Linked DNA regions of Homo sapiens: region 2 is linked to region 1. The links are chromatin contacts, found by Hi-C in ENCODE. All regions are on one chromosome and are shown on one strand. Each heading gives the region's core, a stretch centred on a gene start or an enhancer-like site at or near the end of the contact. The rest is flanking DNA. Distances are from core to core; before and after follow the strand shown.

Region 1 (3,178 bases), core at 557-3,056:
CACTTGCTTGTACATGCATACACTTATCTTCCCTATCAGCTCATGAGCTCCTCCTGCAGAATTTACACCTGATGTTTCCACAGGCGCTAAAGTGCCTAGCATCAGTACCTTCACGAAAAAGTTTAGCACCCATCTGTAGAAAGAGTGGTTAGTGACAATAGCACCTGAGAGTTTTTAAGCTATCAACAAGTATAGTATTTATAGCACAAACCCCAGGTAACCAGCACCTGAAATTTCCTGGGATTAAAAGTAATCAAAATTACATAATAAACTCACTATCTTTACCTTCCTAAGGCTAAAATAAATCACAGAAAACCTCTAGTCATCTACCTAAACACCAGTCACAACTCCTCACCCGGAGGCTATATCCGTATTCCCAGCCGACCTTCCTCCTAATTACAAGACCTTGGACAAGCCTCCCTCATCTTAAATGGAGCATTCTTAAATTATTACATAATCTTAATTATTAAATCATTATTGTTACAAGCCTCAAATACAGCTGTGAGGGTTAAATGAGTTAACGCATTTAAATAAGCCGGCTGTGCCGTAGGCATTCATTCATTCACCATTTACCGATTTCCCACTATAGACCAGGCAATGCTTTGGATTTCTACTTGAACAAAGTTATTCTGGCAGCTGTCTGAGAATCCACTGGAGTGATACCAGCCCCAAACACCAGTTTTTAAAAGGCTGTCACACCAGTGTCAAGGCAGTTGCAGCAGGTATGGAGAGAAATAGTCCGAGTGGGCTAAGGAGCAAAATGACTGTATTGATGATCATTGAAATTGGATGTGAAAGGAAGACTGGAGTCCATGATGAAGTACAAGTTTGAGATTCAGGCATTCACTGAAATAAATAATACAGAAGGTGGAGATGCTGTTTTAGAAGGAAGAAGGAAAGGCTCATTTTGGGATTTGTGGAAGCTGCCTGGCGGGCAGCCTTGACGGCGATGCCCAGGACCTGTGTATGCCAGCGTCTGCCGCTCTGAAAGGGGGAAGTCTACAAAAAGGTGAAAATGATGGGAATGGGTAACTGGGCTTCAGGGAGCAGATGCTGAGACTTAGAACGCCAGCATTTCAGGCAGGGAGGAGCGTTAGCCTGGGCCCGTGGATGGCTTGAGGGTACAGCACTCCAAAACGGTAGCCGAATGACCGCCTATATGCAGTTTTCCAGGAAGGGAATCCTATGGCTTTCATTAGATTCTCACAGGGTTCAAGACCCTCAATTAATTAAGAAAGGCAAATACGGAACGTTTCTTAGAAAAAAAAGGAGGAATTTGGGAAGGAGTCAGAGAGGCAAAAGGAGAAACCGGGCAACAGCAGTATCTCAGAACCCAAGTTTTGGACAATCCAGTTTGGGAAGAATGATCACTAACAATACCCTAGGAGGCAAAAATCTGGAAGGCTGGGGCCGACAAGGGTTCTTGCGGCAACAGGGCAAAGGTGTGGCGGGTGCAGCCTCGATCGAACGGCCAGGCCCCTCCCCTCCGCGGGAACTTCCCGAGAGCAGCCCGCGGGGCCCGGGCTCACCGCGGCGGAAGGGCTCCAGCAGCACATCCGACCGCTTGCACAGACGCCGCAGCACGGCGGCTCCCCGCGGCTGCTTCAGGTCCAGCACTAGCGAGCGCTTGCCCCGGCCCAAGCGGCTCACGTCGTAGCGGGAGCCGGGCCGGTCCACGCGTACCACACGCGCCCCGAAGTCAGCCAGGACCATAGCACAGAACGGGCCCGGGGCCAGGCCGGACAGCTCCACGACCGAGATGCCCTGCAGTGCCATGGCGCTTCCCAGTGCCCCGCTGAAGGAAACTGAGCAGCCCTTAGCCCCAGCCCAGCAGCCTGCAAGAAGCCCTCCCAATCCCCGGCGCCACGCCCCCAGCCGCGGCGCCGCGCCCCAAAGGCACCACCCCCGTCCCTCTTTTGCGGGCCTGCGCAAGCCCGCGGAGTCTGCGCACTGGGCGCTTCCCCACCCCCGGCCTCCCGGGACCGCCAGTGCCAAATGCAGTAGGTTGCTTTCCTTTTTGTGCAACCTAAATTCCTGAGTCTTAAATTGCAGGGACTGACCTTTGGAGCTCCTGCCTGTTACCGTCCTCTCTGGACGCTTTTATTGTACCAGGGCGATCCCCAGCCCAACTGTACCATTCGAGTCCCTACTCCTGCCTTGCTCTAGGGAAATAAAATAACGTAAACACGTAAGAACAATGCGAAAGCGTTTTCTTCCCTAGGCTGCAGATTGTCTTCTTCACCGCCCCTGCTTAGCTAGCTAGCTAGCTGGGAATTTAATCCAGAAACGGCTTGCGATACCTCCTAGATGCACTCGTTTTGAGTTACAAACTCCGCGGATTACATGTCTTTTTAAAAAAGTTTAGACTACACTAGGAAAATTATTTTAGTATCAGAAGAATATCAGGGGTGTAGTACTCATCAGAGCTAAATGAGAGCGCTTTAAAAATGTTAGTTTGTCTTCCGCCATTTCTACAGAAAGCTGCAATTTCAGGTTTTCAACCTAATAGGTGATATTTAAGAAAAAAAAAAAGCAATCGCAAATAGCCCCACTGCTTTTACAAATCATTTTTTCTCTTCTAGGTATAGCCTGTCAGGTGGCCTAATGTAATTTTTGACATCTCTAGGAATTTTAATAGAACCAGAAATGGGTGCCAGAGATATGCCTGCACTAATCTTAAGTGGGGATTTATGTATTTCTCAAGCAAGTGATTAAAGCAAAACTAGGCACGATTGAAATCAAGATCTTTTAGGCAAGAAAGTCATGATGAGTTTTAGAATTATTTTAGGACTCTGTGGCTTTCTCTTCATAGAAATAGAAAAAAAAATTGTATAAAACCACAAAAGGTCCTGAATAGCCAAAGCAACACTGAACAAAAAGAACAAAGCAGGAAGCAACACACTACCAGAATTCAAATTATACTACCAAGGTGTAGTAACCAAAACAGCATTCTATTGGCATAAAATAGACACAAAGACCAATGGAACAGAATAAAGAACCCCAAAATAAATCCATATATTTACAGCCAGCTGATTATCAATAAAAACACCAAGAACATATATTAAGGACATTCTATTCAATAAGTAGTGCTGGAAAAACTGGAAATCCATATGCAGAAGAATGAAACTAGACCCCTATCCCTCACCATACACAAAAATCAACTCAGAATGGATTAAAA
Region 2 (3,629 bases), core at 371-2,870, 830 kb after region 1:
GGTTTAGAAAAGAGACATTACCTTTAATATACTTAGAAACAATCTCACAGCCATTTCCTAGAATGAAAGAACATTAAAACCTTTCAATTTGATGACCAACTTAACAAGGGGTAAAAGAAATAAATGTTGGAGAACAGGAAACAGGTTCTTCCTTTTTACTCCCATACATGTTAAATACTGTTCATAGAGTCACAAAAATCGTTTACCCCTTACAGAAACCTGGAACCAGAAGGCGCTTCAGAAAGCAAGTGGTACAAAAACTTTCACCGTATAGGCAAGAAAATTGGGACCCACTGGCCGTGACTCGGCCCAGGCTACAGAGTCAAAACCAGAACCTTGACATTCTGAAATCAGGTTCATTGCTGTCATCATTGTTCCATGCTGAGAGTTTTCTTAGGAAAAAGAATAAAGTGGGGGAATCTTTCCAAAATTGTGACTATGGAGCTCGAAAGTACAGATTTAAATCTTGAGTTAACAGACCATACAGGTTTTACTTAAGAGATATTCAAGCAAACTCATTTAAATAACTCCTCCAACCTAACTCCAAAAAGGCTTTCTTGGCAGTCTTGGATCAATGGCAATTAAACTTCCAGCCTAGAGCTGGAAATAACAAACACCAAACGTAAACACCATCTTTCACATTCTCAATGTTCTCCTTGTCTCTCTACCTAGTCTGCTCTTTTCTGAAAACAACTGGGACACATTCACTCCAACTTGACTTGCCATAGGCCTAGTCTATGATAGGGTTCATAATAACATCCTTCAACATAGCGTTGCAAGAGCTGGCGCTGTTTCTTTGGGTATGGCCACAATTGCCTCTGCACCTTGTGTGTATTACACACACTGTATTCCATGCCAACGAAAGGGTAAGATATGGCTGCATTATTTAGGGCTAAGTGCTAAATAAATAATGAACAGCTAACCATTAGCAGATCTAGTAGTCGATTTCTTACCCTACTCTCTTCCTGCAATCAGCTTTCCTAACCATGCCTAGCTCCAATCTTACTGGGTAACACAGACGGTGCCAGCACAGTCAACAGCCATATCTAAGCCTTTCCTCTGGGGTCCATAAAAACAAAACTCCCGAGGAGCTGTGGGGGTGCACCGTGGCCAGGATCGTCGCCGAATACAGCCCGCACACGTCGCAGCTTTAAATAAGTAGGGCCGTGGGGCCCGGCGCTCCCTTCCATCCTTGGACGGAATGTATCTTCTCTTCCTACGCCTTCACCTCCGAGGGGTAAGGTCTCGTGAGATACAATATGCAGAGGCCAGTTTTGGGGCGAGCCGGAGGCCGGGCGCGTCTAACCTGCGGGGAAGGGAAAGCGGAGGGTAAGGCAAGGGCTGCTGTAGGCGCCAGACAACAGGGACTCTCCGAACCGGAAGTGCCCCGCGTCGCCATGGCTACAGGCGCTCCCAGCAGAACCCGTAGCGTTCCGTTCCCATGGCAACGGTATTGTCTCCTTGGCCGGACCTGGGCTGCGGAAGGTAACTGGGGACGTCGCAGGCTGTGCAGCTTTCGCGAGGCACCGCTTTGGCGCCCGGACCGAGGTGCGCCAGGGTCAGGAGGCCGACGCAGCGGGAGGAAGCCGCGCCGTCGGGCTCAGGGAGCTGGGAGGCTGGTTCCGGGGCGTGGTTTCTCCGCCTTGAGCCAGGTGCCCTTTGCGCACTCGCGCGTTCTCTTAGAGCCTCCGCGGCAGAGAGGCTCTCAGAGCTCGACCTGCGGCGTCAGGGCTTACAGACTTGCCGCAGAACCACAGCGGGAAAAGAGGAGCGATTCGTCCTTGAGGGGCTCAGGGCCGTGCGGAACGTCATAGGAACAGAGTCCGGGAGTTTGAGAGATCAGAACTCTTTGCTGTGGGCATAGTGTTTAAAGTGGAGGTTAAAAAGAGAAATTAGTGACTCTCCCTTTCTGATTTTCGGATAATGGATGCTCTGGAGCCTGGGTCAGAAAGCCACTCAGGGCTCGGTGGGAATTAGTGATTCTGGAGGGTGAAAGGAGAGGCGACTTGGTGGATGTTAACATTCAATAAGTAACTGCGTTCGATTTGGGTTTGATTTAAGCGACTGGCATAGCCTTCCTTGAGAGTTGAATTTCACAAATACTGTATTTAGAAATCACATTTTTCGTTTTGTGCTTCCGAGGTTTCTCCTATCATCTAACAGCAACAACTAAAACAGACACATGAATTTCATTTTATTGTTTTATTTTATTTTGAGACGGAGTCTCGCTCTGTCGCCCAGGCTGGAGTGCAGTGGCGCGATCTCCGCCTCCCGGGTTCAAGCGATTCTCCTGCCTCAGCCTCCCGAGTAGCTGGAACTACAGGCGTGCACCACCACAGCCGACTATATTTTGTATTTTTAGTAGAGACGGGGTTTCACCCTGTTGGCCAGGCTGGTCTCGAACTCCTGAACTCGGGTGATCCACCCGCCTCGGCTTCCCACAGTGCTGGGATTACAGGCGTGAGCCTCTGTACCCGCCTCGTGACCCCTGTACTAGAATCTGCTATTAATTAGTGAAATGACCCCGGGGGGGGGGGGGAAAGCAGAATTAACCAATACACTGGCTGTGCTTCGTTTACCACTGAGAGTTGGTTGCTTTGCTTAAATCCAACACGCCGTCAGACCTGCAAAAACAATATCTGAGTTAAGTAGGTGACCATAGTTTTGATGACCCAGGAACTGTAAATGTGCTTGCTTTGAGACATAAAGGCCAGGGATTTTGGAGAAGTAGGGTGGAGTTGAAATTAGGGGAAAGAAATTTAACTTAGACATTTAATTTGGCAAATGTCTGTTTTCCAGCGGTCTCCATATCTAAGTATGCGTAGTCTGTGGATTTAGGATGGGTTATATATTTGAGCAGTTTTAGTTTAATGTTAATAGCAAACCAGAGGGGGAAAATAGAACAGACACCCAGCCTTTTCTCTCAAAGCTGACCTTACCTGATTCTTGGTAGGAAGAAGATGCAAGCCAGCCCCATCCGTATCCCAACTGTTAGCAATGACATCGACTGGGATTTCTGCTTCCATATGTAAGTATCACAGCATTTTGACATCACAGGTACTTACTGGGCTGAAACACTGGGACCTCCTGCTTAAGGCAAACCTGGGTGAGGAGCTTTGCATGAGAAGCGTTCACGACCAGCCTGACCAACATGGTGAAACCCCGTCTCTACTAAAAATACAAAAATTAGCTGCGCGGTAGTGGCACGCGACTGTAATCCCAGCTACTCGGGAGGCTGAGGCAGGAGAATAGCTGAACCCGGAGGCAGAGGTTGTGGTGGGCTGAGATTCCATCACTGCACTCCAGTCTGGGCAATAGAGACCCTGTCTCAAAAAAAAATAAAATAAAATAAAAAAGAAGGTTGTGTTTCTGATGTGCTTTAATAATGATTCTGCTATAATATCTGTTTGTATTTACAACCTATGCATGATAGAAGATTGCTTTTTCCCGACTTAAGGAAATTTTAAAAGTTTTTAAAATAAAAATAGGTTAGTTATAACAAGATTGGCAAAATTGTAGAGAGTTAGCTATAACAAAGTTAATGAGAAAATTTTTATGAAATAGAGTAAATAAAACTTTCGTATCGTCTAATACTTATTGAGCACATACTATGTGCCAGGCTCTGTTCT

What was found. A loop is a pair of places that touch in the nucleus more often than their neighbours do. Pooled maps may share reads with other maps.
Region 2: a loop to region 1 is called in a map of CD4-positive, alpha-beta T cell, with 6 times the contacts of the local background. The contact joins the promoter of TTC23L-AS1 here to the promoter of AMACR in region 1. A Hi-C loop is called at or near these places in 3 of 168 maps with a recorded cell type or tissue (CD4-positive, alpha-beta T cell and naive thymus-derived CD4-positive, alpha-beta T cell), 2 of 37 single-sample maps with no recorded cell type and 14 of 50 pooled maps.

Annotation. Positions count from the first base shown.
Region 1 is chr5:34,006,244-34,009,421 of GRCh38, forward strand. It overlaps AMACR (alpha-methylacyl-CoA racemase), which reads right to left and starts at 1,807. Exons shown (of 5, transcript NM_014324.6): 1 at 1,530-1,807. The coding sequence starts at 1,776. All of the region lies in intron 6 of C1QTNF3-AMACR (C1QTNF3-AMACR readthrough (NMD candidate)), which reads right to left. RefSeq lists a silencer at 1,944-2,023.
Region 2 is chr5:34,837,712-34,841,340 of GRCh38, forward strand. TTC23L-AS1 (TTC23L antisense RNA 1) reads right to left here and starts at 1,621. Exons shown (of 2, transcript NR_183259.1): 1 at 1,472-1,621; 2 at 1-1,306. TTC23L (tetratricopeptide repeat domain 23 like) reads left to right here and starts at 1,453. Exons shown (of 11, transcript NM_144725.4): 1 at 1,453-1,548; 2 at 2,954-3,028. The coding sequence starts at 2,961. RefSeq lists an enhancer at 1,743-1,852.